Linked DNA regions of Mus musculus: regions 2, 3 and 4 are each linked to region 1. A link is a loop called in an ENCODE intact Hi-C map of the cell type or tissue named here. Cell type or tissue: left cerebral cortex. All regions are shown on one strand.

Evidence for each region. Hi-C counts contacts between places; a loop is a spot of excess contacts. Peaks named below come from ENCODE experiments on the same cell type or tissue, not always from the same donor. Only the 100,000 strongest peaks of a DNase experiment are listed, where the experiment ranks them.
Region 2: a loop joins it to region 1, with 2.6 times the contacts of the local background. A loop is called at or near these places in 11 of 42 quality-filtered maps.
Region 3: it touches region 1 in a loop (1.8-fold over the local background); 2 of 42 quality-filtered maps call a loop at or near these places.
Region 4: it touches region 1 in a loop (6-fold over the local background); 11 of 42 quality-filtered maps call a loop at or near these places.

What each region holds. Positions count from the first base shown.
Region 1 is chr12:80,515,451-80,523,450 of GRCm38, reverse strand. Galnt16 (polypeptide N-acetylgalactosaminyltransferase 16) reads right to left here and starts at 4,461. Exons shown (of 15, transcript NM_001081421.2): 1 at 4,106-4,461. The coding sequence starts at 4,282. Gm26777 (a long non-coding RNA gene) reads left to right here and starts at 5,238. Exons shown (of 5, transcript XR_381753.4): 1 at 5,238-6,241; 2 at 6,890-6,978. 2310002D06Rik (RIKEN cDNA 2310002D06 gene) reads right to left here. Exons shown (of 3, transcript NR_045490.1): 2 at 7,075-7,152; 3 at 5,497-5,884. In left cerebral cortex, a CTCF peak has its summit at 3,258 (motif pointing left); DNase peaks (open chromatin) are centred at 4,483, 4,806, 5,012, 5,410 and 4 more places; H3K4me3 peaks cover 2,502 bases; H3K27ac peaks cover 1,713 bases.
Region 2 is chr12:80,581,192-80,589,191 of GRCm38, reverse strand. It overlaps Galnt16 (polypeptide N-acetylgalactosaminyltransferase 16), which reads right to left. Exons shown (of 15, transcript NM_001081421.2): 7 at 7,883-7,970; 8 at 5,458-5,542; 9 at 5,076-5,179; 10 at 607-733. Among named protein-coding and RNA genes, the nearest start is that of Gm23817, 38 kb to the left of the region's middle. In left cerebral cortex, a CTCF peak has its summit at 4,009 (motif pointing right); DNase peaks (open chromatin) are centred at 4,013 and 7,610.
Region 3 is chr12:80,594,304-80,602,303 of GRCm38, reverse strand. It overlaps Galnt16 (polypeptide N-acetylgalactosaminyltransferase 16), which reads right to left. Exons shown (of 15, transcript NM_001081421.2): 13 at 5,082-5,223; 14 at 4,161-4,286; 15 at 1-609. The coding sequence ends at 472. Among named protein-coding and RNA genes, the nearest start is that of Gm23817, 25 kb to the left of the region's middle. In left cerebral cortex, a CTCF peak has its summit at 3,319; a DNase peak (open chromatin) is centred at 3,319; H3K27ac peaks cover 1,577 bases.
Region 4 is chr12:80,570,457-80,578,456 of GRCm38, reverse strand. Galnt16 (polypeptide N-acetylgalactosaminyltransferase 16) reads right to left here. Exons shown (of 15, transcript NM_001081421.2): 2 at 6,001-6,158; 3 at 2,500-2,598; 4 at 1,888-1,955; 5 at 1,004-1,069. Among named protein-coding and RNA genes, the nearest start is that of Gm23817, 48 kb to the left of the region's middle. In left cerebral cortex, a CTCF peak has its summit at 1,195 (motif pointing right); DNase peaks (open chromatin) are centred at 2,724, 3,163, 3,398, 3,829 and 2 more places; H3K4me3 peaks cover 341 bases; H3K27ac peaks cover 1,320 bases.

The sequences.
Region 1 (8,000 bases):
TTGGGAAAGGAAATCGTGGGTATTTGTAGTTTTCTCTCCCTAACCTCTTTCTCGCAAGCATCACCTCAACAAATTAAATACAAAATCGTTTTCTATCATTTAGGCAAATCTTATTCCCGCAGCTCCAAAATGCACACATTATAAATAAAATACAAATCCATTCTGCTGTGATTGAACCTCAATTCTCAGAGAACAGTCCTAGAAAAGCCAAAGTCGGTGTCCCCTTCTACAGTGAAGTTCCCCAAAAGATCTAAAGAGCTACTACAAGACCTGACAGGTCATGTAGTCTATAGCTCTGTAGGTCAGGTATGTCTCTATTGTGTCCTCACAGCACCAGAAAGAACTTCCAAAGCTATTTTCTCCCTTCTAGAAATCTACCATCTGTTTGTCAAGGCACTAACAAGCCTGGCCAATTATTTAACCCAAACTGAACAAAGACTAAGGAAGGTCCACAGGTGGTAGGTATCTTGTCCATGGGTATTCAGCTCTGTCTCGATTTCAGGATAAAAAAACTCCAGTTGAGGCCAGGTGTGGAGATGTTTATCTGCAATCCTAATACTCAGGGGGCTGAGGCAGGAAGATTTTGAGTTTAAGGCCAACCTGGGCTTTTCTGTCTCTAAGAACAACAACAACAACAACATCACACACACGCACACACAAAAGGAGAAGGGAGGGAGGGGATAAGGGAGGGAGGGAGAAGAGGGAGGGAAGGAGGGAGGAGGGAGGGAGGGAAAAAGGAGGGAAGGAGAAGAAGGAGGGAAGGAGAAGGGAGGGAGGGAGGGAGAGAGTGAGCAATTCCAGTTGAGAAAGCTGATACCAAACCCTTTCATGTGTTTAGACAGGAAATGGCTGTCTTAATTGTGTGTGTCCCTACTGAAAACTCCCAAAATAGTTTTGTTTTGTTTTCAAATAATGTAAAGTGAAATTCCATGTAAGACTCTGGCCTCTTACTCAAGCCTGTTAAGAGAATTAGCATATAGAAACCAGAACCAATCAACCACACACTCCAGCCCTGGTTACTCTGCATCCTGCATCAACTGGAATCCTCTGTTAGCACAGGATCAGTGTGGATCCAAGGGGATATTTCCAAATATGCTCACTGCCTTGCCCAGCAAGGCAAAGAGTCAACCCTCGACGATGCTTGGTAAAGCTGCCAGAGGAATGGAGTCAGCTTCTCCCTTGAATCCAGATTCCATGACCAAAAAACTTCACATCAGAGTCTGTGACACACAGGCTGAGAGTAGGGCCTCTCTGGGAAACTTGGCCATAGGGTTGCCATGCCGACATCCCACAATGCCAAACAAGCTCCCCATGGTCCAGAAGCAACTTGGCTGGCTTTGAACAGGCCAGACAACACAGTGAGGGCAGAGCTGCCTCCAAGACCAGATGCTCACAGGGACCCTCCCTTTCTGGTTTAGCTCTCTGGTTCCCTGGGGTAGTAATGACTGTCTGAATTTGCTCAGCCTCTGACAACAGGGCTGGCCACCTCATTCTCTAAGAATCTGAAGTTATGGCCCAACTCAACAGTCATGTTTGAAAATGGCTGACAGTGAGGAGTTATCAAAAGTTTTAGAGAGAAGTCAACACCGGCACCTGCCCCCTTTTTATGTTGAACAAAGGGTCCACCTCCTGAAGGTGCCAAAGCACGTGTCACCTCACCTTTCTACCGAGGCCAGGCTAGAGCTGTGGGTAAGGGCATCTGAAGCTGGACCTGTTCACTGCTCCCAGTGAGCAGAATCCCTTTGCACTCCTTTATCAAGGAGGTACTTCTTAAGTCTTGCCGTGTGTACCAATGTGGGAATGCGGAAAGCATCCAGCACGGTCCCTGCATGCACAGCTTATCTGCAGCTGAGAGCAACATGGAAGTGAATTTCTCAAGATAGGAACACAATGCAAAGCAACATCGAGGGCAGCCTGCAGTCAGGCCAGCAGCAGAGCCATCCCAGGCTACAAGTGGTAAGGCAAGACTCTGCCACTCAACTCCCTGAGACTTCCATCCTTGCCTTTCTTTCTGGCTCCCAGCTTCCAGTCTCAGCAGCTTACCAGCAATAAAGTCAGCATCTGCAGGAATGGGGGGGGGGGGGGAGGGCAGGGAAGTGTTCACTAGTGCCACACCCCCCCCAACTTCTAAATCTCATCCCGTATCCCACCAAGAGTCCCCAGTATACGTACACACACCATTCTGAGACTCTCATCTGAGAGGCACAGAAGATAGGTGTCCTAACCAAAGTCAGGGTTCAGGTTTCTGGACCAGACTACAGAAGCCTGTCTGTGGTCTCTGCCCTCTTTTCCCACCTACCAACTCCTAGCATCTTCCTCTTCTAGATGAAGGCCACCTCCCAGCAGGTCATCAGAGAGAGAGAGATGGGGAGCCCGATCATCTGACCTCAGTTCCATCATGCTGGCCTTAGGCTCTGGTCCCTGAGACCGGGACTGGACTGATCCAGGACTAAGAATAGGGTAGCTGGGGCACACATCGTGGGAACTCACTGGAGTCTAGAACCACCAATGTTTGTGTTTTTCTTCCTCTGACCTGTCCGTCCACATAGATCTCAGCACCCTAGAGTGTACAGGTTTTTTTTTTTTATTTTAGCTCCGTATGTTCAGACACTGACAAGTTTTTGAAAGCCATGTCCTAGGTACAGCACAGTGGCCCTCCTAAGCATGTTTGCAGCGATGCACCACAACTTGGAATCTAGGTTAAAACACAAACCTTAGGGCCTAAGGTCTCCTCTCATCAGGCCCAGAAACTGATACCATTGTAGAGTTTTTACTTCTTTACAAACAGGTGATGTGAGGGAATACGGGAAGGATGGGGCTAAGTGAGGGTACCTAGAGAACCATCCTCATATTCTTGGATTTCACTACAAATTCCCTGCATTCTACAGGATACAGGTATCCGCACTCCTGACCTTGCACCTCACCTACTGGAGGAGCTCCAGTCCCCTTTTCCCGCGGGTTCAGATCTTTCCGGGCAAGAATCACACCCTCCCCTACTACACACACACACACACACACACACACACACACACACACACACCTCCCTGGTTCTTTGCTCTTCTTTCTGGTCCTGGTGGACTTCTCAAGCTGTCTCTGACCAACAGTAGTGTGTCCCAAGAGGTTACCTGCCCCCGTCGGAAGAACGTTCCCATCTTAGCGTTCTCTCAAAGGGTCCCCTAGTCTCCTTCCTCAACAGGTGCTGGGCCTGGCCACACGAAGCCATCACCAGCTGACCAGACGAAAGTGTAGACAGGACGCCCCCTACAGGCTCAGCTTGCCCCCACCAGGTTCTACTGTGCAGCTTAATCCGCCCCCCAACCCCTCGCCCCAGCTCCGCGGGAGCTCTCGGAGTACTAACACCGCTTTTGTTTCTCCTACTCGCTCAGATGTCTGGAGGGTGATCTCATGAGAGGGAACTGCCCAGCCCAACGAACACACAGTCCCCTTCAACTGCAGACCCTAGGGTTGGAGGCAAAGAGCGCTTATGAGTCAAGCCTTCTCCCCGCCCCTGGGGAGCCAGAAAACACCTCCGGGGAAGGTAGGGGTGGAAGCTGAAAAAATTGGTCCAAGTTGATCTTGGATGTGAAGGCGCTAAGCCAAGGGCAGCGCTCAGCGACCCTTCCCTTACCCACGCCGCCGCCCGGCGTCTTTTACCCCAGAGGCTGGAGACCCGGTGCGCACCACCACCTACGCGCTCTTGCTGAGCTCTGCTCCCACCACCCGCTCGCTGCACTCCAGGGCCAGCCGCCTTCTGGGGATGGCGAGACGCCCGCAGCCCCCTAGTCCCCAGCCCCGGTTGCGCGGGGCCGCGAAAGCCGCCACGTTCTCAGTCGCGCGCGCACGCCGGGCCCACCAAACTTGCAGCACTTTCTCCCTGCCCCCACATGCTGTCACCCTCCCTGCATCCAAGCACCCTGGCCCCTCCGGGCCCCGCACAGGTTGCCATAACAACGAGCAGGAATTCTCCAATATATACAAAGCCCGAACGGTGCTCGGGGCACGCAGCCCCCGGTCGGGCCCCGCGAACCTCGGCTAACAGCGGGGGGCAGGACGCGCGCCGAGGATCCCCGGCCCGCCGCTCACCCGGTGCGCAGAGCGTACTCACAATGAGCGGAATGGTGCGGTCCTCGCGGAGCTGCTCTGGTCTCCCGCCGGCCCTCTGCGCGCCGCGGCCGCTGGAGGATGCTGCATGGGCTCGGTTGTCCTGCCATAAGTAGTAGAAAGTGCCCAGGATCCAGGCTACGGTCAGGATGGCGATGGCATTGGCGCGGATCTTCCTCATGGTGGGCGGACGGGCGCTCCGCGTGGGGCCCGAGGCCGGCGTGCTCTCGGAGCCCGAGCAGGGGAGCTTGCTGCCCCAGCCGTTTGTTGTCGCTTGCGCCGGGCTGCTCAGTCCTGCAGAGCAGAAAAAAGAGAGAGGTGGTGGTGGTGGTTGGGGAGGGGGGGGGGGTGTGATAGGAAGAGACAGGAGCGCAGAGCGATCCTCACGGTCCTAATGCCCTTCAGCCCCGAGCGCGCGCGGCCCCGGGCGCTCATTCATTCGCGCGCCTAGCTGGCTCTGTGCTCCAGACGCCGCGGGCAGCCGGGGCCGCTGCGCACCCGCTAAAGAGCGCGCCCGCTGGGAAGTGGCGCGGGCCTTCCTCCCGCATCCCGGGTCTCAGCGAGACAGACGCGGGGTGGAATGGCGATGAACCAGAGCTGGTCTCTGCTCTCTCAACGCTCGGCTATCTCTCGCCCGTCCCCTGCCCCCGCGTGGCCCTGGTCTGTCTCTCCACCCACACCTAACCCACCGCCGAGCGGACCTGAGTCACCAGCGAAGACGCGCGACCCCTGGCCTTGGCCCGAGTCGCCTAGCTGCAGTTCCCGGCAGCGCTGAGAACTGAGCTCTGGCGCAGGGTTCAACCTGTGTTCAGAGAGTCCTTCGGAGGGGGCAAGGCTAGCGAGTAGGCAGTCTTGACTTTGCACCGGAATCCTTCTCGGAGACCCAGGATTCCATCCGCCTCGGTGGCCCGAGGGGGTGGGGAGTTGGAAGCTGATGCACTTGACACTCTGGAGAGCGAGGTGAAGCTGCGCTGCGGTACAACCAATGCAAGCACAGGGATGCGATCGCTGGACATCTTTCATTACCCTGGGGCTCCTAGCTTTCTCTTAGTTCCTATCCACACCGGCATCGCGGCTCCCTGAACTGTCCTGAGGCGTCATCACCGTTCCGTGAGAGTGAAGGGAGGCCATAGAGGCCAGGCCACAGGGTTCGATTAGTGGACAGAACCCTGTCTAAGAGCCCTCTGACACTTTTCTGACAAAGTGCAAAATAAGGTGGTGAGAGACAGGATAGACATCATTGAGATTCTGATTCTGCGGAGGCCCTGAAGTCGATGAGAGGTGAGAAGCAGGTGTGAATAATTCAGGCTCCAGGCAGAAGACAAGGCGGGCTAGGGCCTGTCAGGCAAAGGAAGACACACACTCGGAGCTCTGAGATACCAAAGTAGATGCTGCGGAGGAAGAAATAATTTATTGCAAACTGGTCTTCAGTAACGAACTACAGAAATGATTCCTGAAAGTATAGTCTTGCAAAGTGGTCTTTAGGAAGGCTTCCCAGAGAAAGTGGATAAATCTGGAGAATAGGAGGGTAATCCCAAAAAGGAAGAGAAGAATAAGGAAAGGGCAGGGACAGCCAAGGCCCTCAGGATAATATCTCATGAGAGCATGCTGGATACTGGCAAAGACCTGGTGTGAGTTGAGACTGGCCAGACTGGGCAAGTCTAGATACTGGAGGATCTTAAATGCCAGGAGCAGAGTGGACAGGGTGGTGCTTTTTGGATGATGTCAGGTAGGTTGACTCTTCGGAAAATCCAAGACAGGTCAGGCTTGCGAATGAAGCCATCTGGGGAATAAGGTAAATATTGAGATCATAGCAGCATGTCCTGCCTCCCATATCAGCATCAGCTTCCGTATCAGCATCAGCATCACCCAGAGACACACAAGTGAAATGAGAGGGTGTTTGTCAGTAGTTCCAGAAACCTAAGACAAGCTTGATATATTTCTACTGAAGTGAAAAAGAAAATGACCAGTGTTTTGTTTAGAGGAGAAAGAAGAGGAGGAGGAGACGCTGGAATGTATCGGAGTTTCCACTAGCATTACCACTTACTCCTCTGGACTCACAGGACGAAGGGACAGAGAAGGCTGCCCCTGCACCAGTACCACCACAGAAGCCTTTCTAGGATGACCAGTCCTCCCTCAGGTGGGCACTTCCCTGGACTTGGAGGTAGTGATTTTATGTGACAGGGAGTTGACATAAAGGTTGACTGTGTCCCCCTCACCATGAGCACTCTAGACAGGGAGGGGGCTCGAGCTGCCTGCCACCTCAGCTTCAGCTTCTAATCTTCCTTCCAGGATCAAGTCCAGAATGGCTCAGAAGTGAACCCAGCCTTCCCTGGGGTTTCCTTGCTGGTGTTGGGAGGAGATCCAAGCAGCATAGACTTAAAGCCACCCTAAGAGACTTGCATGTTCCTAATGGTCCCTGAACTCTGAAAACACCAAGAGTAACCATGCCAGCCACAGGTTATTTGAGGCTTCCGGGTGGCGCCCTGTGCCAGCCCTCCATATATGCCCTGCAGAGCTCCCACCCTGAGATGAGCTATGCGAATCCTCACACTGGCAGATGAGGACACTCAGCCCTCAGGAGGCCGGCAGGTGCCAGCATCCAGCGACCAGTACAGGGCTGTTTGTGCAGGGTCCTCATTTCCACCCTCAAATCTGTTTTCTCCTGGGTAAAGGGGGGGGGGGTATGAAGGGATGGGTCTAAGAGTCATTTCCAGCTTCTAGTACCTTAGACATCTTGCGCCGTTTGGCACTCCTCTCAGACACAGTTCACCTCTTTCTTCTACAGATGTCAAAGACAGTACTGAGTGAGCTGAACAGAATGTCACCACCAAGGGTTCACAAGGATCTTGGAGCCCTCTCTGACTATGCATCTGGGTGAGGACTGGGATGGGTGGGCAACAGAGGGGGTCCAGATCAGCATACGCCCTTGCCACTGGGGCAGGGACAGGTAAATTCCATGTTAACTCTTACCTATGAGGTGGCTCCGGTCAATTCTCAGCCTCAGTTTTCTCAGCTGCACAGTGAGGGTGCCGGCTGCCTGCAGCATTGCTGGGAAAGATGGGATAAAATACCAGGAGACAGGGGCTGGTGAGATGGCTCAGTGGTTAAGAGCGCCAACTGCTCTTCCAAAGGTCCCGAGTTCAAATCCCAGCAACCACATGGTGGCACACAACCATCCCTAATGAAATCTGATGCCCTTTTCTGGAGTATCTGAGGACAGCTACAGTGTACTTACATATAGTAAATAAATAAATCTTTAAAAAAAAAATACCAGGAGACAGAGAGGCTCACCCAGGGCCCTGCAAATCTCTTCCCACAGGCACATGCTCTTCCCACCTCAGAGGAGTAGGGCTGAAAGGGGACTTCCTAAAGCTTGCCGAAGCACATGCAAAAGGGGCTTACCACTACTGCCAAGAACAGAGCCCAGAATGGCTTCTCCAGCCACATCAAACATTACTAAGGGCAGAGTGCCTTGCCCCACGGCTGAATGGCTGCCTCTTTCAGAGCTTCTGCTAAGCTGGCCACTCTAGGTTCACTACCTTTAAGAGGCAGGCCCTCTCAGAAGCCTCTTATCAGGTCTGCTTTAGTGTGAGAAGTCCAGAAGACAGGTTAGAGAACCTGGCATGAAACCCTCCCCTCCCACCATACCTGTCTGCTCTGAGCAGGAAAAAAAGCTGGAAGCACAGACCATCTGTGAGCACACAACACACAGTGCTGACATAGGATCTCAGCATCCTTATCCCTTGAGAAGGCTATGTCATTGCCCCTCAACAGTGATGAGATCCATGCAGAGGTTGGCAGCCACCCACTGTCAGAGAGCCACCTTCAACATACCAGTTGTCTCTAAGGAAAAGGTGAATGCTGAGCTACTGGAAACCACTGCAGATGGGAAGGTC
Region 2 (8,000 bases), 66 kb before region 1:
CCCTAAATAAATCTTTTTTTGTTTCTTTAAATGGGTTGGGAGAAATCAGACAAAACTTAGATCATTCATTAGTTAGATGTGGAAAGCACTGGTCCAACCTACACAAACCAGCATGGCTAGGTGAGGGGAAGACATGACCTTAGCAGGGCAGGCCCCACCACCACCACACACAACAACTCCATCAGGACCATGGATCATGGGATGGTCTTCCAGGACACTGCTTACTCTCCTATGAGACCAAGTGGCCTCCGTGGCTGGGAATATCCATGGTTGGGTACCAGGCCAAGTCAATGTGGAGGCATTGGCAGCCAATGCCAACAACTGAGGTTCAAGGAATAAGAACAGCAATATACTAGTCACTTGGCCATTTGTCTGAGACTTGTGGAGAAAGGAATTCAAGACAAGAGAGACCTAGGGACAATGCTCCAAGTTTATCCTCTGCCCTCAGAAATGCCCAGAGTATCAGACATGGGGTTGGCAAATGGAAAAACTGAGCCTGAGATACAGGTTTGCAACCCAGAGGCATGGTGAGTAAGTAATTAGCTGGGGGTGTCTAGAGTGAGGAGAATGCCATGCTTCCCCAGGGTGTTTCCCACGGGGACCTACCTGATATAGGTGAGGGCATTGCCCTCGGGGAAGTTGTAGGGATGCCGCTTCCTGAAGACATGGCCCACTCGGCTGCAGGGCACAATCTCCAAGCTGCCACCACACATCCATACCCTGAAGGAGAGTTCTGCAGGAGAAGAAGAAGAAGAGAGATCCCTCCAGGTGATGGTGGGAAGGAGCGAAGGGGATAGACTTCTTTCTCTTTGGGGTCTCCATGAAAGTACATGCTGGGGTGTGAGCTCTTGTGCTAGGTAAAATGGGTGTTTCCTTGCATAAGCTCATCCCATGCACACATACATACATGTGCATATACATCACTCACTTACACACACACACACACACACACACACACACACACACACACACACACCACACACCCCTATATACCCCATACCTATATACCATTGCTATGTTATATATGTTAGTGAGGTCACCTTATCTCATTCAGCCCGTATGGTCTTGCTTTGTCTGGTCTGGTACTTGCTATGCAGCCTATAGTGCAGGCTGGCTTTAAAGTCTCAGCAATCCTTCTGCTTCAGCACGGGTTCTCGGATTACCGCATGTGTCACTTGTCTCGTTTTATTTGAGATGGGGGTCTATGTTGCTCAAGCTGGTTTTGAACTCCTGAACTCAAGTGATCCTCCCACCTCACCCTCCCCAGTACTGAAATAAAGGGGACACATCATTGATCCCACTTCTGGGTTTTGTTTGTTTTGTTTGTTTGGTTGGTTGTTGGTTGGTTTTTCGAGACAGGGTTTCTCTGAAGCCCTGGCTATCCTGGAACTCACTTTGTAGACCAGGCTGGCCTCGAACTCAGAAATCCGCCTGCCTCTGCCTCTCAAGTGCTGGGATTAAAGGCGTGTGCCACCCGCCCAGCGTTTGTTTTGTTTTAAGCCTCTCCAAGATCACTGAACTACAAAGTTGCAACATTGCAATACAAAGTTCATACTTTGTCTAGCAAGCCACACACATCAGTTTTCTTTCTTTCTCTGACTTAAGTATGTGCTTGTGAAGTATGCATGTATTGTGCATCTGTGTGAGCACAGTAGGTGTGTGTGTGTGTGTGTGTGTGTGTGTGTGTGTGTGTGTGTGTGTATCTGTGCGTGTGTGTTCATGGGGCCAGAGGTTAATGTCAGGGGTCTTCCCCTGTTTGCTTTCCATCTTCCTCACTGAGGCAGGGGTTCTAGCTGATACAGCTATCCTGGCTAGCCAGCTGGTTCCAAGGGTCTCCATGTTTTAAAGGTTGAGATTACGTGTGAGCCACCACAACCACTTGGCATTTCTATGGGGTTTTGGTGATTTGAACTCTGCTCCTCACAGATGCATGGCAAGCACTTTGAGCACTCCCCAGCCCAAGCCACACTTGAGTAAAACTCTTTAGTTCATTTGGCAAATGCTAACTGAGCATCTCTTATGTGCTGTGCACTCTTCTAGATTCTCGTTGGGGGTGGGGGTAAAATTCATAAGAGTGGGAAACAAGAACTCCAAGTCAACAAGATTGTGTGAGGAAAATGTACCACATGGGGAGTGATAAGTGCGAGGGAGAAAACGCAGGGGCGGAGAGGGACAGTGGGGTTGGGGGCGTGGGGTTACATTTTTAATTAGGATGACTGAAGAGTTTTTCTTTTATTATTTTATTTTGTATGTGTATGGGTATTTTGTTTGCATGCATGTCTGTGTGCCAGATGCATGCCTGATGCTGGAAGAGTCTAGAAGATAGTGGTAGATCATCTGGAACTGGAGTCACAGACAGTTATGAGCTGCCATGTGGATGCTGGGAATCAAATCCCGGTCCTCTGGAAGGGTAGTCAGTGTTCTTAACCACCGAGCCATCACTCTAGGCCTTGATTTGAAAATTTTTTTCAGTCTGGAGAGATGGCTCAGTGGTTAAGAGCACTGACTGCTCTTCTGAAGGTTCTGAGTTCAAATCCTGGCAACCATATGGTGGCTTACAACCATCCGTAATGACATCTGATGCCCTCTGGTGTGTCTGAAGACAGCTACGGTGTACTTACATAAAATAATAAATAAGTTTAAAAAAAAAGAAATAAAAATTTTTCAACTGCAAAGGGGACACTAGAGCAGAGAGCAGAAGCTGGCAAAGATCTGAAACAGGTCATGAAACTCTCAAGGAAAGAAGTTTCTAGAGGGGTACAAACCTAGAGGGACAGGCATAGCCTGTGAGCAACCAAGGCCTGCTGAATGAGTCAGGGCCTGAGAAATGGGAGACAAGACTGGAGTGAGTGTACTGGCTTCCGTGAAGAACCTAGGAGCTGACAACAGAGCTCTGGCTGTTGCTGTGAAGGATGGGAGAGTCCTTGCAGAGTCTGAGCAGAGGAAGAAACTCTAAGGTGACCCTCAAGGTTTGGGTATCTACCAGTCCCATTCCTAGTGGCCTCCTGTTTGTGGATGTCTCAGGGGACACAGGAGCATGGTTCAGTTTGGGTGGCTCCTGTCTTTCAACCAAGGAATAAAAGGCTCAAAGCCATAAGAGACAGGAGTCTCAGGGCTCAAAATTGGCTCAGCACCTGACCCGGTGAGGGCCATAGCCAGCCTAGACACTTCTTTGAGTTTCTTCTGAGGAACGGAAGCCTAGCCAGAATCTCTCTCAGCTCTGTCTTTCAAGTTCCCCAGCCCGCGAGCCCTTGCCTCAGGCAGAGTTTGAAGTGAGCTATTTGATCATTCACTGGATTCTCTGTCAGTTCCCAGCCTGTTTAAAAAAAAGAGAAAGAGAAAGAGAGAAATATCTGCCTGCAGGAAGGCTAGGCCCTTTCCAGCCTGCTGGGCCCACCTCAGCTTCACAGGAAAACTATTTTGCCAAAGCTGCCTTCAGGCTGAGACCAGGACACAAAGCAGGTCACTGGGACTCCAGACACAAGAAATGAGGTGTTGATGCAAGGGTCACGGTGCCCTAGCTCCCAGAATTTACTCCCGTGAGTGCTGCCTATACACTCCAAGAGTGGTTGGAGCAGAGAAAATCCTGTGCTTGTTTCCACCTGGTCAATTGGCCCCTCCGTGGTCCTGTTTTCCCACTACATCATGAGAGGACAAGGCTCACATCTTAACACCTCACACAGGCCTTGAGAATACCTCACCACCCCTCAGGAGCTCTGCTGTGAACAACTGTCACACATGGCACTTTCTGACTAAACTCAGGAAGGCTGCACCATGACCTGTGTCCTAGTGTCACTTGGGTGAGAGACCACCACCCTACCCACTACTCTAGAAACCTGGTCAGGTGGAAAAGGAGACTGTGAGAGGAGCTTTGAGAGAAAGACCAGACAACTACCCTTGCTCCTGAGGACCCTGGGATAGCTCTCTGCCCTCCCTGGTTTCTCTGGGAGGCTCCTCCTGTTTAGACTGCCCGAGCCCTGGTGCTTCCTTCTGTTGGCATGCAGGTGCAGCCAGCAGGAGGCAGCAGCAGATAGAGATTGGTGAGGGGCAACACCTCCACACCCCTATGAGAACGCAGTGCCTGCCAAGGGGTGCTTGCATCCCCATCTTTCAGACCTGTGACTGACTGGCAACAGCTCCCTGTGGCCACAGCACCACCCAGGATTGTGCTGGCTAGCCTTCATATCTAGTCCATATTATGAATTAACCCTTTGTGAACACCCAGGCAGGGAGCTGCATTTGTGTGTGTGTGTGTGTCTGTGTGTGTGTCTGTGTGTCTGTGTGTGTGTGTGTCTGTGTGCGTGTGTGTCTGTGTGTGTGTGTGTGTGTGTGTGTGTGTGTCTGGCCTGATATACACACAGTCTCATGCCTACTTTATCAGAACCCCAGGAAGCAGGTTCTTTCCTTGTTTTATTGTTTCTTTTATTTGTTTCTTCTGTTTTTCAACTGCTGTTACCCAAGTTCACTGCTTCTCCCTGTGACCCAGACGAGTTACGCTGGAACCTGGGCTCTAGCCTCACGTGGCAGCACTCTGGGGAAGCATTCTTGCTGTCCCAGGCCGTCCAGGAGGTCCCATCCTTGTGGTCTCACACAGTGATCATGGCCATAGCCTCATTTACTACTCAAGACAAGCGCTGGAAGAAACCAGGTCCCAAAGAGGTTTAATTCGCCCCAAATCAAACAGACTGAAGAGGCTGAGCCAGAGCTGGTACCCAGGCCTCTGACTCCATATCACACGTGATCATTATGTGCTGTTGAATACCTCCCTACCCCTTCTGGTAGAGAAACAGCCACAAAATTAAGCTGTGTTCAGTCATTATTGTTCCTACACACACATTTAGCCATTTGGTCACAGGCTCCCCTGGATACCTAAACTTTTTCATCTAACTTAACAGATCACTCTCTGTGCCTATTTTTTAATCAGGAAAATGGAGACAATTACCTCAAAGGGCCCTTATGATGATTAAATGACTTAAAACAATGTATCTTTAAGGCCAGGGCCTGACATATAGACTGCTCCGTCTGAGCTTCGGTATTGTTCTTGTGTTTTCACTATGGTTTGTTGATTGACTCACCAAAATTCTCTCCTCCCCAGATGTCCATCTGGGCATCATACTTTCCCAGATGGTTAAACCAGGACTTGTCAATCACGAAGATTCCTCCAGCTATAACAGGTGTCCTGGGGAGACAGAGAATGAAGGTGAAACCGTGAAATGTGGAAACCAGGAGCCTCTCTTCTGCAGAGTCGCTGAGGCAGGAGGCCTGGCCAGCTCTCAAGGCCTCACGACTGTTCCCATGGTCACAGTCCTCTCTGTTCTTACAGGCAGGTCTGAGGACTCAGAGTTAGCACCCAGACTGGACACCCTTGAAGGCCCTAGTGATGATATACGCTCCAAAGAGTCTCCCAGGCCCCTGCCCCAGGAAGAAGAGCTCCCCTGAAGGACACAGCAGGCTGACCTGATGGGTTTAGTGGGGTCAGTCCGGGTCATCTTCTGCTCCAGCGGGATCTGCTCCCACTTGAAATGCAGACTCCAGTCAAACCCTACAGGCAAAGCAGAGTGGGAGTGGGATGGCTTTGGACGTTCTTTTCCACCCTTTAGTCTCTTCTGATCAGAGTGGGATCCCAGAAGCCATTGTACTGTACTGACACGGACACCTGTGCCAGCCTACTGAGAAGACAAATGCTACAAAGTGTATTTTGCAAAGTGCTAAAGAGCAAATAACAACATGAAGTATCCATATTATAGCAAGGTTAGTCAACAAAACTCCGACAAGTTGCTTTTTAACCAAGCATGGGAATAAAGACTATGCTCCATATGGACATCTGGGAAAAGGAAATTCCAGACACGGGCAGCAGCAAGTGGGTGCTGGTTTGGACGAGAATGACTTCCACAGGCTTATCTATCTGAACACTTGGTCCCCAGATGAAACTGTTCTGGGGCAGGGGATTAGGAGCTGTGGCCTTGTTGGCGGAAGTTTGCCCCTAAAGGTGGGCTTCAAGGCTTTAAAAGCCCATGCCAGGCCCAGTTCGCTCTCTCTCTGCCTCTTGCTTTTGGATCATCTGTGAGCTCTCAGCTACTGCTCCAGCACCATGCGTGCCTGCCTGCCGCCACACCTCCTGCCGTGATAGTTATAGACTCATCCCATGGAACCATGAGCCCCCAAATAAACGCTGCCTTTTATAAGTTGCCTTGGTCATGGTGTTTTGTCACAGCAACAGGAAAGTAACTAAGACCAAGTACAAAGGCCCTGAGGTGACTTCTCAGAGGGGAAATGGCTGGCTTCTCTTAGGATCTTACCCAGATTCAAGGTCTAACTCCTGTTTGGGTCCACTCAGTGTGTAACCAAGCCCTAGAGAAAACCCATCCCCCATGCCCACTAACTCCCAGCAACAGAGTCTCTAGAGCAGCAATGTCCAACAGAAGTTTCTGTATGACAGATATGTTTTATATCTGTATGGCTCAGTGGGGTCACCAAAACCTTGTGCGGCTGCCAAAACCCAATATGGGTTAAGCACGTGAAATGTAGCCAGGACAACCAAGGAATTTAATTGTAAATCTTATTTAATATTAATTAATTTAAAGAGCCATATGTGGGTGGCTACGAGGGTACCTGAATTAGGCAGCTCAATACCAGGATCCGTGGTTGTCAAAAGGGACAAGAAGAGCAAGCCACCAACTCAAGCCACATATATACCATCTAAAGAGTCCAGAAGAGGCTAGGGCAGTGGTTCTCAACCTTCCTAATGCTGTGACCCTTTAATACAGTTCCTCATATTGTGGTGACCCCTCTCCCACTATATAATTATTTTGTTGTCTCTTCATAACTGTAATTTTGCTGTTATAAATTATAAGATAAACATCTGATATTCAGGATTCTGATATGCTCTGCCCACGGGTTGAGAGGTGCTGAGCTAGAGGAACTGCTCAGCAGTCATGAGCATTTGAGGCTCATCAGAGGAGCCAGGTTCCATTTCCAGTATGCACGTGGCAATTCATGACCATCTGTAACTCCAGTTTCAGGGGATCAGATGCCTTCTTCTGACCTCTGTGGACATTGCATGCACATGGTACTTATACATTCATGTAAAATATAAGTAAATGAATTAATTAATATTAAAAAAGACTGCCCAGGAGTTACATGAAAACAACAACATGAAGTTAATTGGAATAAAACAGTTTTTTTTTTTTTTTTGAGACAGGGTTTCTCTGTATAGTCCCGGCTATCCTGGAACTCACTTTGTAGACCAGGCTGGCCTCGAACTCAGAAATCCACTTGCCTCTGCCTCCTGAGTGCTGGGATTAAAGGCGTGCGCCACCACGCCCAGCTTGAATAAAACAGTCTTAACACAGCTTACCCAAAACATTTCGGCATGCAATCAATACAAAACACTAATGAGATGGTTTATATTTGTCCACACTAGAATCCTAACCACTGGTGTGGGTTTTATATACTTAATAGCCCATAGCAAATCTGACTAGATGCTTTTCAAGGCTCAGTAGCAAATGTGGTGAATGGCTGCTGTTGATGGCCTCTGGGGTGTGTATTAAGAATTCAGGAGAAGCCACAGGCTCCGTTCTTCCTGTCCAGACAACTTCTCTCCACAAGACTTCCCCTAGGCCTTTGGCCAAGCTCCCTGGACCAGCAGCACGAGGGAGGAGTGTGCCCGCGATGAGGGGAAGGGATGACTGATGAGCTGGCCCCACCTCTGACTGTGTGTGAAGCACTTACAACCCCAGGCTCTCCTTCTCCCTCCTCATCTTCACCGAGGAAGGATTGGCAGAGTGAGGCTGGGGAGAGCACTTGAACCAGGCAGGGCTTTTGCCTGCTTTTGCCTGCCTCTCTTCAAGCCTACAGGCCCTTCCTGAGGAGCAGGACCCACCTCCTCGAAGATCTGCAGATGCTGCAAGGTAGGCAAAATTGTCCAAGCTGATGACGTCGATGATGGGGCTCACCACACGGGTGTGGTCCTAGAAGAGGAGGATGGGAAGGTGTGAGGT
Region 3 (8,000 bases), 79 kb before region 1:
TCAACCCTTCCTCTTCTCTAGCTGCCTTGCTTTCAGCCTCTTCACACACGATGCCACCTGTCCTCTTGTGTTGACTTTAGGCTAGCCCCGTGACCCAACTGGCCCCTTTGGTAGGTTTTGGTCCTCGTCCCTCTTAGGCAACAAGGGGAAGGCCCACACATCACTGTCTGGAGCCCAAAAAGGGCCAAGGGAGAAGACAAAGGGCCAGGAGCAGCTGCCAAGTCTCTGCCCAGGACAGCTGCATACTAACCATCTCCTCTCCCAGGGCAAGACTTGGGTGGCACAGAGGGCATGAAGCATGCCCCTGCACCCTGCCTGAACTAGCTTTGGAGAAATGCGTGGTAGGGGTGTGTACTGATGATCCGGTCGAAATGTGAGGAGATGGGAAACAGCCCGCTTGACACTCCCCCACCCTAACCCCTTCCAGTCCCCAAGTCTCATGCAGAAGGTACAGGAGGCTGGGGGCTACCATCATGTGTGTGGCAGCAGCTGCCATTGCTGGGCCTGGGCATCTGTCTGACATTTGCTGGTCACCAGCTGGGCAGGCTTTGTCTCCAGGCAGAGGCCGCTGACTGAATGCTGGATGAAAGATCCTTTCCTTCTCCATTTCTGGGTGGAAGGGAGAGAGGAAAGGAAGAAGAAAATGGTTTGAAAATAACAACATATGAGCTGGGGCTGGAGCTCTGTGGTACAGTGCTTACCCGACATGCACAAGGCTACACTCCATGCCCAGTTCAGGACTAAGAAGTAGTTTGTACCTTCATTTCATGAGCGTGCACACAAAACCACATACACCTACAACACACAGTGCTCGTTTGTTTATTTATTTGTGTGGGTGTGGGTGTGCGTGCTCGCGTGCTCAAGCGTGCATTTCCTACACGTGTGTGAGCATGTGCCTTCATGGAGGCCAGATGTTGATGTCAGTGTCTTCCTGTATAACTTTCTCTTATTTTTTGATACAGGGCCTCACTAACCACGGAGCTCATCAACTCAGCAAGACTGGCTGGCTAGCAAGCTGCAGGGATCCTCATATGTCCTGCTCCCCAGTGCTGAGATCCCAGGCTGTGCCTGGCCTCTTATGTGGGTGCTGGGGAATCCACACTGAGGTCCTCGGGATCACACAGCAAGCACTTCAACAGTGCTGCAGTCATCTCCCCAGCCCTCATCCCCCTTCATTGAAAACAGACTGTGTCCCTCTCTGGGTGCTCACTTCTGTGGTATGGGACAACTTACTACATAGATCAAAGGAAACAACACTCCCAGGGGCTGTGTCCAACCTGGAGCTGTTATTTTAAATCCCACCTTCGCTGTCACATAAAACACATCTCCAGTTTTTCTATGGACACTAGGCTCAGTTTCTATCAGATGGCTGGGCTGGGGCGCCCCCTGCTCTCTGCTCTCATCCATCAGCTCCTGGACTTGACTTTCCTCACCTAGCAGCTCCCCCACCAGTTCCCTGCAGAGACCGAGTTAGTGACCCGTGGCCTAGGGGAATCTTTGCTTTATAAGAACAAAGCTTTCTTCTTCCTGTAGCCCTCCATGCCTGATCTGACTTGCAATCAAGAGTCCCAGTACCTACACCCTCAAGTGGAAGTGGCCACCACCTTTAGAGTCATGTAGTGGGCTGGGGGTGGGAAACTGGAGTCCCCCTATGTCGGAGTCACAAAGGGGATCTTAGAATTTTCTTCTCCCAAGCTTGACAAGGTAAGGGGGGAAGCTGTTTCCATAGAACATTTCAGAAAGGCCTGGATAGAGGATGGTGTGTTATACGGGATATGGAGAAGAGATGTAAGGCAGAGGCCTGCGTTTGCAGAAGACCGAATAGCAGCAGACATCAATGTTCTGTTTCTTGCCTATTTTCCTTCCCTGCAGCCACATCCCTTTTTACCTTCCTATGAGGCGACAGAGCTCATGACCATGAGACTGGAGCCTGCAGAGCTCCGAGAGAGATTGTCTGTGTTCTCACTGTGCAGCTAAGGGACAGAGATAAGCTGCACTCAACTGTGGAGACGGTGTTATTTAAAATTTGGCTTAGTTTCCACAGGCACACCTGCATCTCCAGTTTCTATTTGGATACCGGACTGTTCTTACAGCCTCTCATGTTTGACTCCATTGGCTAAACCTCCAACAAAATGTCAAACCAGGCTCTCCCTTCCCTTTTTGCACATGATCTGTGCATTCCTTGGCATGGGAAGCAATGAGCAAATGAATAACCCACTGGTAGAAATCTTACTTCCACCAGAACTTCTAGGCAGCCTTTCTCACCGGCTCTCCCAGCCACTCTGAGGCTGTGCAGATGTCACACATGTTCAGGCATCTCCTATGCCCGGTCTCAGCATCTGCATCCTCTGGTCAAGCAGCAGCCCATTATTATTTTTTTTTTCTGTTTTTCAAGACAGGGTTTCTCTGTGTAGCCCTGGTTGTCCTGGAACTCACTCTGTAGACCAGGCTGGCCTCAAACTCAAAAATCTGCCTGCCTCTGCCTCCCAAGTGCTGGGATTAAAGGCATGCGCCACCATGCCCGGCGCAGCAGCCCATTATTGTATGAGCGAGGAACCTGGGGAATGGCTGGACTAGAGCCTGCTGACTTCATCGCACCCTGTCTAACTCTCAGGAGCTTCATGGACACGTGAAGCCTAACTGGCCTGGGTTGGAATCAAGGCCAATTAGAGACCAGAAAGGAAAGCCAAGAATCCAGAATGGACTGACAGTCGGGGAACTGTTCATCTGTCCTCCATGGTGGTGAGAGGTGTGGCATCCAGGGTGCTGGGGGTCGGGGGGATGACTAGCCAGGCTTGGAGGAACATAACACATGCAGCCTGAGGACACATGGATCCTGGGGAATCGGGTTGTCAGGATTGGCAGCAAGGGTCTCTATGGTCCACAGGGTGCTTTTATAGAGAAGTATTTGAATGAGCTGCCTGGGAAGATACCAGAAAGCTCTGACTTCATCATAGAGGTGTTTGTGGGCTCAAGGCTTTCCTCTCAGGAAGGGTTTGAGGCTCCAGCCAAAGGGCAGACTGCACCTGCCTGGCTGCAGAACAGGGCAGAGGTCAAGCTATATCTCTTTGGCTGAAAGCTAGCAGAAGTGGCCAGGAAGCCCAGTAAGTGGCTATAATGTTCTTCCCTGTCACCCTGGCCCCCATTCTCATACTCAAAGGCTGGAAGGAGAGAACCTGGCTGTTTTTCCAGAACAGAATAACAAACTGCCACTCAACCCTAAAGAAAGAATTGACCCAAACAAACAGCAGAGGCGTGGGTGGAAGCCCTGTAGGCCCAGGCTGAGAGCCAGGCCCCTCCTCACCCTTTGTTGGACTGTAAGCAGGCTGTGTCACCAGCAGGGTGGAGAGGCGGCTGCAGCGGCCTGGGCCTTGGATCCCATGCTCTGGGGAACAAGGAGCCCCTTTAACCAGGAAGAGTGCAGCAGCAAAGAGAAGGGCTAACTCCGGCAATCTAGTACTTAGTGCTCTGTCACTGGCTGCTTTGCGCTGGGGGCAAGTGACAACATTTCTCGGAGCATTAGCCTTTCCTTCCACAAGTAACCCTGAACTGTTTCCTAGGAACCATCTGAGGCTAGTCATGTGAGCTTGCAAATCACTGTCTCTGGACCTCAGATTCCCAGTGAGCCAGTAGCCAAGAAATTCTTACTAAGTTCTGGCTTAAGTCTGTGGGCTCAGGAGTCACACTGAGCCCAGATTTAAATCCTAGCTCCTTCTGCTCTTTCTAGCTGTGGGAGCTGAAAGCCTATGTGAAGGAAGCCATGGCTCACTCACTGGACAATAGGGCTCGTTGAGAACTATCTTACCAGGCAGCTGGAGGAGGAGGCAGCTAAAGGATGATTGTGGATGTGAGCGGGCTAGCACAGTCTGGGCATCCAAGCTAGTTCTTATTTGAGCTTTGTAGTTGTCATCAAAGGTTGGACGAGCAGCGTTAGCAAGACAAATGGTTCCTGCCCCCAGACTGGCAGAACTAATGTTAAACAAACACTTAGCTGCAGCGTCTGCTCTGCTGGGCCTAGATGATGCCAGAGGCTCCTCAGATTCTCAACCGAGAGGCTGATCTTCGAGCACATGCCTCAAGCTGGGACTCCCCTGTCAGGGCATAACTGCTCAGTGTCCCTTGGAGCTGTTGTTCATCTGTGCCTGGTCGTGGAGGCTTACCTGCTTGCCTTCTTTAGGGTTACACGTTTGCAGTATGACTGGGGATCCAGGGGAAGACATTAAGGTGGAGGTGGCAGCCAGGCATTTCCCCTGCTGCTGGATAAGGTGATCGCTAAATAACCATGCCTGCAAGACAAGGAAAGGACAGCTCTGGGTGGACAGATATGGGTAGACAGGTGATTAGGCAAAGAGATTCAGGACTTTTTTTCAAACTTTTTTTTTTTTGTTTTGTTTTGTTTTTCGAGACAGGGTTTCTCTGTATAGCTCTGGCTGTCCTAGAACTCACTCTGTAGACCAGGCTGGCCTCGAACTCAGAAATCAGCCTGCCTCTGCCTCCCAAGTGCTGGGATTAAAGGCGTGCGCCACCACTGCCCAGCCTTTTTCAAACTTTTTACAAATAACTGTAGAAGCTAAAGGAGAGTATTCACTGTACAGCTTCCATTTTGCTTTATGTTAGAAACTGTTCTCAGCCAAATATTAAGATAAAGAAACTCAGCTGGTGCTAACCAGAGGGGAGTTAAGGAGGCCCCAAGGGATGCTGGAGAGAGGGAAGAAGGAAGAATACAGGACCTAGCTGGGTCCATGATGGGGTTTCCCCAATCTGCTCTAGAGCTGATACAGGTGTGGCACTCATGCATTAGCTATGTACACAGAGTCTTAGAGACCTGCAGACCATCACACACATTCAAACTATATTCCAGCACAGAACTGGGCACCATTTCTTCCTTTAGAAGAGGAAGTGAGGGACCCAGCGCTGGAAAGGAATGGGCATTCAGCAGGAGCAAAATGTGGGGAGCCCTGGGAAGGTTGATTTATGGATGGTGTAGAAAGCGAGGAGGAAAATGAGCAGAGAGAAGCCCTAACCCCATTCGTGGCCAACGCTCTCAGATTCCATCCTGCTCTTAGCCCTAAACAGCTTACCTGGGCTGGTGGTGGGCTCTTGGCTGACCCTCTGCATATCCCCATTCCAAGCAGGAGGTCACCAGCTGTGTTCTGGCCTTGGGATTCTAAGCAGTTAACTCCTTGCTTAATGACACCAGGGAGCACTTCCTTCACGGGGACACTGAGGAGAAAGGTGACATCAGGCTGCTTTTCTCTCTCCTCTTGCTTACCCACCCCTTCCTCCAGAGGGAGTCACTGAGGTCTCCAGGACTGGCAGTCTGGGGAGGTGGGGGTGGGGTATGGGGAGCAGGGTTGTAAGAGGCAGAAACAGCCTCAGTCCTAGAAGGTTCTTATGGGAGACCTGAGACACAAGGGACCCTGAAGAGATACTCAGGCCTAACTCATGGACTCTTCAGCCTGGAAGTGGACACCTGGGAGTTTAAAGGTGACTTTACCACCCGATTTCAAAATACCAGTGAGGGGATGACTTTGGAGCAGCTAACTGAAAATGTATAACCATGCAAACATGTTCAGTCTCACTGTGATGAAAGAATGTGTGTTAGAGAGCAATTATTTGTTTCTCTTATATCTGTATGTGTGAGAGAGTGTGTATGTGTGTTTTAAACAATGCCCAGTGTTGGCAATACCTATGAGACTTACTCTACCAGCGAGAGCATGAACTAGCTCAGCTTTGGGAGAGAACATTGTGGAATTAAGCACCAGAGCCCTTAACGTATGCATGTCTTTGACTGAAGAGTGCCCGTGTAAGGAACTTAATGAAAAATAAGCCCGTTGTATTAAAAGATATTCATACCAAAAAGCATTGGGAATATCTGCTTACTCAGCAGCTGGCATGGGCTAGATACATGCACAGGAAAGAAACCCTGTACCCATTACAAAATGACTGTGAGAGAAAACCAGCCAGCACTCAGCCTGCTGCCGAGGGAGGCTTCAAGCTATCACATTATTAAAATATTTCATGTGCCAGTAAAAGGCTTAAGCACACGCACACAGGTGCACACACAGTGATAACCTCTGGGCAGTGAACCTAGGCAGGCTACCATCTGCAGCTGACACAGGCTTGTATGTCTAGTTTGGGGAGGCCCATGAATTAATCATCCATCACACACTATGTGGAAACCAGGAGTACTCAGTATATGACCCTGGGCCTGATGCTTCTTGCTCCCTAATGCCTCTGTTAGAGAGAGCCTGGGCCGTGGGAGGGGCCGTGTCTGCCATTCCTTGATGTGGACAGCCTTGCAGGATCTCAGCCAAAGCAGGTCTTCCCCAGGCTGTTTGAGAAACCATGGAACCCCAGTACTGATTTGCTCTCAGGGAGCTGCAGAGAGCTCCCTTTACTCCCTGTCACACACCCTGGTGGTGGCACCCACCACTTAGACTTCCCTTCAGAACCAGACCTTATCGCACAGGTCCAGAGCAGGGGTGGCCGCTGTTATCAGACACATCCCATCTGATCCTCACAGAGGAGGAGTGACTGCTGCTTTTAAAAATGAGGGGTCTGGCAAGATGGCTCAGTGGGTAAAGATACTTGCTGCTAAGCCCGACAACTTGAGTTCAATCCCAGGGACCCACGTGGTAGAAGGGGAGAACTGAGTTCTATGATTTGTCCACACAAGCATCCAAGTCCCCACCAATTAATTAAAATCTTTTTTAAAGGCCTAAGATGGCTCTATTGATGAACATGCAACAGAGACCTGAGTTCAGATGCCAGCATGCATGTAGAACCAGGTATGGCCACTTGTAGGTGCAGTGCAGAGTGGGCAGAGACAGGCAGCTTCTCACTCTGCTAGCCAGCCAATCTAGTCAACTGGTGAACCCCAAGTTCAGTTAAGAGACCCTGTCTCAAGAGAGATGGTGGGTCATAACAGCAGAAAACATCCAGCTCTGGCCTTTTGCTTCCCACATACTCGCGTGCACGCATACGCACGCACACTCTAAGGTTATGGGGCAAAACCTGAGTCCAGCATCTCTGAGATCAGGCCCTCTGAGCCAGGGATCCAGGAACACTCACCATCTGTCCTGAGGGGCAGTTGCACTCCTTACTGTTCACCCCGTTTCTTGTGTTGCTTTCTCTGCCTCTATGACCCCTGGAAGGAGCTGAGTTTGTAACTCCTATGAGGAAAAGCTTCAAGGTCCCTGAGTGCTGGTTTCCCTCTCTGCATGAACCAAGCTGCCTTCTGGGACCTCTGAGAATTGTGCTCCAGGGAAATGCTTCGAGCGGCACGGGGTTATTCTGATTTCACCCTATGTTCTTCTTGCCAGCTCATCAGCTGCCAGAGGTGAGAGGGCACTGTCCCTGTGGGGGCTCTGCCCAGTGGTGCTTGTGGAAGGAACACATGTTGGGCAGTAATGCCAAGAGCATAGGCACCTCTGCTCTATGTCCCTGGGACAGCAGTTCTAGATGCCCAGATGGCAAGCCCCTTCGTGTTCCTCAGTTGCCTGGCAGAGCCAACCAAGCTGTTTATGTGTGCTCCTCTGTGTCTGCCCCTGTTTCCCCCAGTGACTCTCCTCTAAGCAGGGCAACCATTAGACCTCACAATGCCTTCATAGAAATAGCACCCACTATTGCCATACCATGCCGACTAGAAGGTTGTTACAACATACTATTTTGGTTAGAATGATTCCTGACATCTGCTTGAAGTTATTGTAATGAGTCTACAATGGCCACTATGTGACTAGCACCCTATAATGGTGCGATGTAGTCTGCATTGCTGGTTGGGACAGTCCTAATAAAAGTGATGAACTAGCAGGCCAGCTGAAGCTAGGCCTAGACTCAGAGCAGCTCTGTGGCAGGATTGCAGGCTGGCTCAGCAAAGTGGACGCTCTTTTAGCCTTCTCAGACTTTGTGGTGACCACCCGAGTCATGTGATCTACAAGGATCCTCTATGCGGAGGGCCTTTGAGGTGACTCTGGCCTATCTCTAGCCCCTCCCACTTT
Region 4 (8,000 bases), 55 kb before region 1:
GTTTGTTTTTTGAGATAGGGTTTCTCTGTATAGCCCTGGCTGTCCTGGAACTCACTCTGTAGACCAGGCTGGCCTCGAACTCAGAAATCCTCCTGCCTCTGCCTCCCAAGTGCTAGGATTAAAGGCATGCACCACCACCTTTCAAGGTCTGCTTTCACATCAGGCCACCCAGTCTCTGCCTTGCTGGCCAGGCCTGGATTCTCACAGGGAGAAGAACACATAGAGAGAGACTAAAAGACTGGCCTTTGAGTGTGTCTCCCAAGCTGGAATCCTGGCTCCTCCATTTACTACCTTTGGAAAATTACAGACCCTCTTGGCACCGCGGTTCTCTGTGGGCAGAACAGGAGCAATGGCTGTCATGCCTAAGGACAAGCATGTCAGCAGAGCCGATGTCTGCCACTGCCCTCCAGGGAGAGGGGCTGCTAGCACCAGCATTTGTCTACCTGTCAGCTCCCGCCTTTGACTGCACTGTGCTTGGCCTGCCACGCCCTCCCTTGCTCCCCATCACCCGTGTCTTGAGATGCCTGCTACTTTCTCTATATTGAGGCCTATTTCTCCCACCCCCCATTGAGGCCCACTCCACCTCAGAAGACCCTCCTGCTCACCCTACTCCCTCTCCTCCATCACCACAATATTCACAGAAACACAACTGTGGTGAGGGTCACTCTGACCCCCTTGGGTACATATTAAACATTCCTAGGACAGGAACTGTGCTTGGAACTTCTCTTGCGTCTTCTAAGCTTTTAGACAGCACACTGTGCTACCACTGATGCTCCGACACACTCCTTGGTCGGTCACACCTTTCTCCTTCCCTCCCATTTTCTTGGGGCTTTGCATCACAAGACTCTTGTTCATCCTTATAGCAACCCTGTAAGGCAGAAGAATGCCAGCGCGGTCCCATTTCTCAGAAGAAAGAAGCAAGTCAGACTGAAGGGTCTTAGGACAGTGTCCAGCACAGGAGTCCGGAGGTAGAAGACCACCAGGACACAGACCTAGCGCTCACCTTCCCGTTTGTCATTGCGAAGGCACTTGACCTTGGGGATCCTGGTCAGAAGCAAACAGTCTTCAGCTGGGGGCAGAGGGGAGGAAGGCAAGCTCATTTAGTTATGGGCATCGGATCATACTGGCTATCATGGCTGAAAGACAGCCCACTCCTCCTGGGTTAATTGAGGACCATTAGTGTCTATGAACCCAACTCTACCCTAGGGGGCACCAGAGAGCACCTGGCATATTGAAAGGGGATCTTTTATGTCAGGTGTGTGTGTGTGTGTGTGTGTGTGTGTGTGTGTGTGTGTGTGTCGTCTATCTGTCTGAGTACACTTGCTCATGTGTATAGGCATGGAGGCCAGAGGTCAACCTCAGGTGTCTCTCTCTTTATTCTTTACCTCGTTGCTTCTTTTTCCAAGACAGGCTCTCTACCTCTCTTGCCTTGGAGTTCATAGTTTTGGTTAGACTACCTGGCCAGTGAGGCACCCACCATCCACCCACACCCTTTCACTTCCCTGAGCACTGGCTGACAGATGCACCCTCTGTCACTTGACTTTCGACATGCGTGCTGGATATCTGAGCTCAGTTCTTCATGCTTGTAGAGCAAGCACCTTCTCTACCCAGGCATCTCCCTACCCCCTTGCTTCAGTTTGTTTGTTCGTTTGCTTTTATTTTTGTTTTTAATGTCATCTCACAGGTGTATCATTTCAACAACGCCACTCTTGCCCTTTGTTGGGTTCCAGGGTAGGGAAATCATCCCAGAAAAGACTAACGATTCCCTGCTTGACAGAGGTCCATGTGTGAGAACCAGGATGGCAGCAGAGAGCTCATCTCAACAACTGGGGGAGCAGCCAGGACGGGGGGCATGGAGAGGCAGATGAAGAGAAGATGAGTACTTACGATCCGAACTGAAGTCATCCACTAAAATGATCTCCTGGATCAAGCTGGCAGGAGTTCGGTTCAGGACGCTGGAACAGTAGTGGGCACAGAAAACGAGCCTGCAGTCAGCCTTTCTTACACATCCCTGTAAAAGCCTCTCTCACCACGGAGGCTCCTGCCCACCCCCACGACTGGGATGGGGCGCCTGTCTCTCTCTGAGAAAGGATACCCAGGCCTCATCACTCCAAGCACTGTCTCTGGGTACTCCTTCCTGAGTCCCACTTGCATCTAAGTGTACTGCGGAGGTGGCATGTGTGCAGGAGGGGAATATCTCTCTGATGGTTACCAGGAACCTGCTGGGCTGATACCCAGCTTGCCCTGCCTGCCCAGGCTCCACTCAGAGCCTGCTGCAATGTCTACCTTCTTGGATTTGACCTTGGGTTTGACTTCTTGCTTTTGACCTCTTGTGTCTCCCAAAAGATTCACCAGATCTAGCTTCTTGGACAAGACTTAGCCTCCTAGAGCTTGCCTCCACAGTGTCTACACAGAAACTAGTCAGAAACTCCCTGGCCACCAAAGACCCCCACGGGACAGAGCCACTGAGATGACAGCCCATAAGGATGAGGGGATTACCTCTTCACTGTGCGCAGGAGTGTGGAGCGAGCCTCGTTGTGGAAGGTGATGATGACACTGGTGGCCGGCAGGTCCGAAGAATAGGACAAGGATGGGCAACTGAGAAAGGACGGGAGTCAGAGGTGAAGGGGGTCAGAGGTGAGGGGGTTCAAAGGCAAACAGTATTGGCATGCCTGGACCGCTAAGTGCTTTTCTATACCCACTTTGCTGTGCCCTGGGACAGACAGCTCTGTAATGCAGAAGGAATTCTCAAAGCTAGGATAGAGCCTGCCTCCTACAACATGACGTTCCATCCCACAGGGGCCCAGCACCCACTTGCTACCTGGCCTGGGGTCTAGGAAGGAAATTGCAGATTGAGGAGTCGTCCTAAGCCTGGGGGTTCTTTGCCAAAGACCTAAAGTACCACCACACACATGCACACATGCACTGACTTCTGGGAAGGTTTAGGGTCTATGTGTAGGCTCCAGGATACAGCCAGGAGCCAAAGCATGAGGCTACTGCTGCTGAGGCAGACCGGTGGGGCGAGGTAGATGGGTTGGGGAGAAAACCACCTTCCTTTTGCCTTCTCACATCCTGATGCTTTTTCTTCCCTGTCTCCCAGCTCTGGTAGGATCTGGCCAGAAATTCCTCCCACTCTGCCTGCAGGGTGGGGGTGGAGGGACTTCCCTCCCACTCTCTATAGCACTAACAGCCCTGCAAGAGCTATCAGGCGGAGGCAAGCCTGCAGGACAACAGCTTCCCAGAAGACACTGAGGGCAGTCCCTGCCACTCTGCTCCCTCTTCTGCAGCCCCGGGGTCCCCCAACCTGTCTTTGGATCCCCGGCTCCCTCTCATCTCAGCAAAGGGAATTAAAACCGTCATTCCCACCGGCCTTCCTTCCTATCTATCGCTCCTGTGAATGCATTCATTCCTGGCTCCAAACCGCTGGAAGGCAGGCGCCCGCCTCCGCTGGTTTTCCTAAGCGATGTTCTTTATTACAATCGCTCCACACTACTCCAGCGATGACTATTTTTTTCATTACAGCGTTCACCCCACTGACAGTAGCTCACAGTGTGAATTCCCAGGCCCACATCCTGCCCTGCAGAGAGGCCAGGTCAGGCAGGCGGGGAGTCCCACTGCTTGTGTGGGGAGGGCTGTGGGGGGAGGGTCTCTCTTCTGCTCCCAGAAGCCAGGCTCCCAAGGGGAATACAGTTCTACAGAGTCCCAGTTCTTTGTCCTTGTCCCCAGATGTCATGTCTAAGGAGAGAAGCTAGATAATAATGTTTTTCTCTCCTTGTAGGAGGCAAACCTCCTACACTTGTCTGAAGGGTGGACTTGAACTTCCCCCGCACCTACATTCTTCTGGGATTTAGATGGCGGGTAGAGCTAGCTACCCAATTCCCAGGAGCCAGGAGTTGTTCAAGAGGCTGTCCCATGTCTATATTGGGAAGGTTTGCTCATGTTCTCAACAAGTCTGCCTTATGTCATTTCCCACTCTGACAGTAGCATCCCAGCCAGAGGCCAGGACCAGGAGCTAGCCTGCAGCATGGAGTCCAGTGGAAGCTGTATCTGGGGAAGGCAAGGTTTGCAGGAGCACATTGGCTTTACCAGGCTGGTACCTCCTATGCTCCCCCTGCGACAAGTGTGCATGTGCGTGCACACACACACACACACACACACACACACGTTGATCTACTTCAGCCCTCTGAGAGGATTTAGCAGTAGCACATGGCACCTCACCAACCCACCACAGCCCTGGGTGTGCAAAGCCCCCAGCAGTGTTCCCCCTTTTAGTATCTCAGCAAATACACGAGGAGAGCCAAGGTAGGTTGAGGTGGGAAGGTGGACACAGATGATCTAGGCCAAGCCCTCAGTTGACATATGAAGTCAGGACATAGATTCCCCTAGGTCCTGAGGACTGAGTTAGCCATGATTAGGGCTGTCCACTGAAGGTCTTGAAGAACAGCAGTACATGAACCTACCATTGCTTGCAGTAGAGAGAGAGAGGAAGCTGCCCTCAAGCTGACTGACAAAGGACTTAAATGTTGGTTTGCTAGCACCTGTAATCTCAGCATTTGAGAGCTGAGACTGGGAGAGAATCAAAGTTTAGGGCTAGCCTGGAGTACATACAGTGAATTCCAGGCCAGCCTATGCTATACTGTAAAACCTGGTCTTGCACATACTTCACACACACACACACACACACACACACACACACACACACACACCCTGCCACACACATCAAGAAAAAGAAAAGAAGGAAATAAAAACATAGGAATATCACATGCTGACTGAAGGGCAGATGAGGCCAGGCATGGGGGTTGGGGGGGGGCAGGGGTTCTGCAGAAGGAGTAGAATGTTTCTGATGATGGCAGGTGATGGCAGGAAGAGATAAGAGGTGATAGCACATACTCGAGATAGGACACATCAGACTGAACCCAGGAAGAGAGCTGCTGACTTGCCTTGTGAGTCCAGTCACACCAAGCAGGGACTGACTGGTGGAAGGCTTCTCTGGCCCTGGTCTAGGACCTTGCCCATCTCCCACAGGAGAAGAACAAGGATCAAGACCGGGATGCTTTTACAGGAGATGCTGGGGCCAGGGAAGGAGGCAAGAAAAGGATGCCACGCCGGGCATGGTGGCGCACGCCTTTAATACCAGCACTCGGGAGGCAGAGGCAGACGGATTTCTGAGTTCGAGGCCAGCCTGGTCTACAAAGTGAGTTCCAGGACAGCCAGAGCTACACAGAGAAACCCTGTCTCGAAAAACCAAAAACCAAAAACCAAAAAAAAAAAAAAAAAAAAAAAAAAAAGAAAAGGATGCCAAGGGGCGTTCACAGCCTTTTACTGTTTAAAGAGGGAAGGGCTGGAGCCCTTGTGTCAGTATTCGGCTCACCGTCTTGGGTTTTCTTGAGGTCCCCTGGCAGGCTACTCTTACTGGGATGTCTGATTGAGGACAGAGGGAACCTTCTGCCTTCAGCTGGGGGTTTCCATGACCTTTCCATTGAAATATAGTAGGGCAGTGCCAGTAGGACATAGTAGGCCGGGGGGGGGGGGGGGGGGCAGAGGCAGGCAGGTCTCTGAGTTCCAGGACAGCCAGGGCTCCACAAAGAAACCCTGTCTTGAAAAACCAAAAAGAAAAGAAAAGAAAAGAAAAGAGAAGAGAAGAGAAGAGAAGAGAAGAGAAGAGAAGAGAAGAGAAGAGAAGAGAAGAAAAGAATAAAGGAAGGGAAAAGAGAGGAGAGGAGAGGAGAGATTGAATGAACAAACAAACACAGGAGGCAGGATAATTCTGAGAGTGAGGATAATTTAAAGTCTAAAGTCACTAGATAAAGACTGAGGACATCATATTTATTTGTAAAATATATACAGTTTGCATGTGTGCACGATCACACACACACAGACACATGAATAAGGTAAATAAATGTAATAAAACAATAAACACATATGAGTGAAAGAAACCAAGCTGACCAACACTGGTCTTTTCTTAGTTTTCCCTTCCTGTCCACTCAGCAGATGCCATACCTGTAATGGCGGGTGTCCCTGATGGGTCGGTCTGAGCTCAGTTTGTCACTCTCCAGTTGGTTGAAGGCATGTTGTCTGTATGGGTCCTCTCCAGGCTTCAGCTGCTTGGCTGACAGGTACGCCTTCTCATCAAAGCCCTTTGAGGGTGTTCCTGTCACCTGAGACAAAGGTCAGCATCAGAGAGGGCCCAAACAGGAGGGTTCCATGGGAGGAGATGGGGAAGGATACTGTGAGAACATCCTAGGAGTGTCAGCTGGGTCCTCTCAGCTCCTCCCCTTGAGAGAACTAGAACATTATAAATCTGGATACAAACTATCCATTATCTTGGGGGCAGGTATGTACTTGCTACTGTGTATACACATGGATACAGAGTACATGAACTTGAGGGCAGAAGTGGACATTGAGAGGGTGGAGGGTGGGGTTGAGATGCTGAAGTTCGCTGATTGGTTGGTCAGTGAGCTTCTGTCTGTCTGCATCCCCTGTGCTGGGGATACAGGCATGAGACACTAGACCCACCTTTTGGGTTGTTTTTGGGTTGGTTCGGTTTTGTTGTTGTTTTAAACACAAGGTTCTGGGGATCTGATCTAAGGTCCTCCAACTTTGTGTGGCAGGCGTGTTTTGGCTGAACTATCTCTCTAACACCCAAACCAGCCATAATTCTAAAAGCCAATGCTCTCTGCTTGATACAGAGAAGGTATTTCCCAGAGAAAATCAGTTGTCTGGGATAAGGTACCTTAAGGAGACTAGAAACTAGAGAGGGTGTTCTGTAGATGAAGAGCCTGGATCCGGGTTAGGCATATGCAGGCTGCCGGTGGATAAGAGCCAGGGCTTGGACAAGCTGCTGCAGAGTTTCCATTGAGGAAAAGCAAGCCATCACAGGCTAATGCACCCAGCCCTCAGGACCACTATTACTACAGTGTTGGAGCATCTCTGGGACTTCTGTTGCTGCTTCAGTGGCTCCATGTCTGATACACTAGGCCCACTGGTGCTAAGTGCTGGAGAAAGAGGGATAATTAATGGGCCAGCCTCCCACTCCTTAGCCACAGCCAACGCTCTGCAACCAGAGTCCCCAGAGAGGTACAGGGGAAGGCACATCAGAGATGAATGGATGGATACATGTACCCTGACGTCTCATTATCTGAATCAAACTGTGAGCCAGATGTTTCCAGAAGGGCTATGACAAACTATCAGCTGTGACTGCGTCCCAACTCCAATTCCTGTGCCCAATCAGCAGCTCTGGGTTGATGGAGGGAGCCGAAAAGAGGACAAGAATTGTCCACTCATAGAGCCAAAGAATGAGGTCTCTATCACATGCCTCATCCTTAGAGGATGGTCCCTGCAGACATTAGGGTTTTTCTGTGGAGTGACACTGAGGTGTTTCATCAACAAATCAAGGTGTCCATGTTATCCTGAGAGCTTGGCCCAACCTCCCTTGGAGGAATGCTAAAAGATCTAGAAGCTCCTAGCTCCTGACCACTGCCCCAATACCACCTTCTCCAGTGGCCCCTTGACCTGGGGGCCTGCCAGGAGCCTAGGGTGTCTGAGGGCAGATCCAGAGAGGGAAATTTTGTTTCTCCCAGGAAATGTATGCTTGTCCCAAGCTAGGTTCAGCTGCTAAGGGTGTATGCTCAGAGGTGACACAGCAGCAACCATGATGTTCTAATATTCTGAGTGAGCGCCATGCTAGGAAATGAACAGAAGTGTCATTGGCCCCCTGTGGGCTCAAAATCCATTTCAGAGGAGGGAGAGAGGAGGGGGAAAGGGGTGATTCTGCCTGAGCCCCGAGTTGCTAGAAAAATCCAAAGGCCCAGCCCTGGGAGCAAAGATGGAAAGGCAGTGGGGTTGTGCCCTTCCATCCCGAGACAATGAATACCAGTCCCTTCCTTCCCCCAGCTCTGCGTCAGGGGAATGGAAAGAAGCCACTAGCTCATGGCTGAGGAGCTAAAATTAAAGAAAAACCGCAGAGGGAAGAGTTTTTCAAACTCCCATGGGGAGAGTAT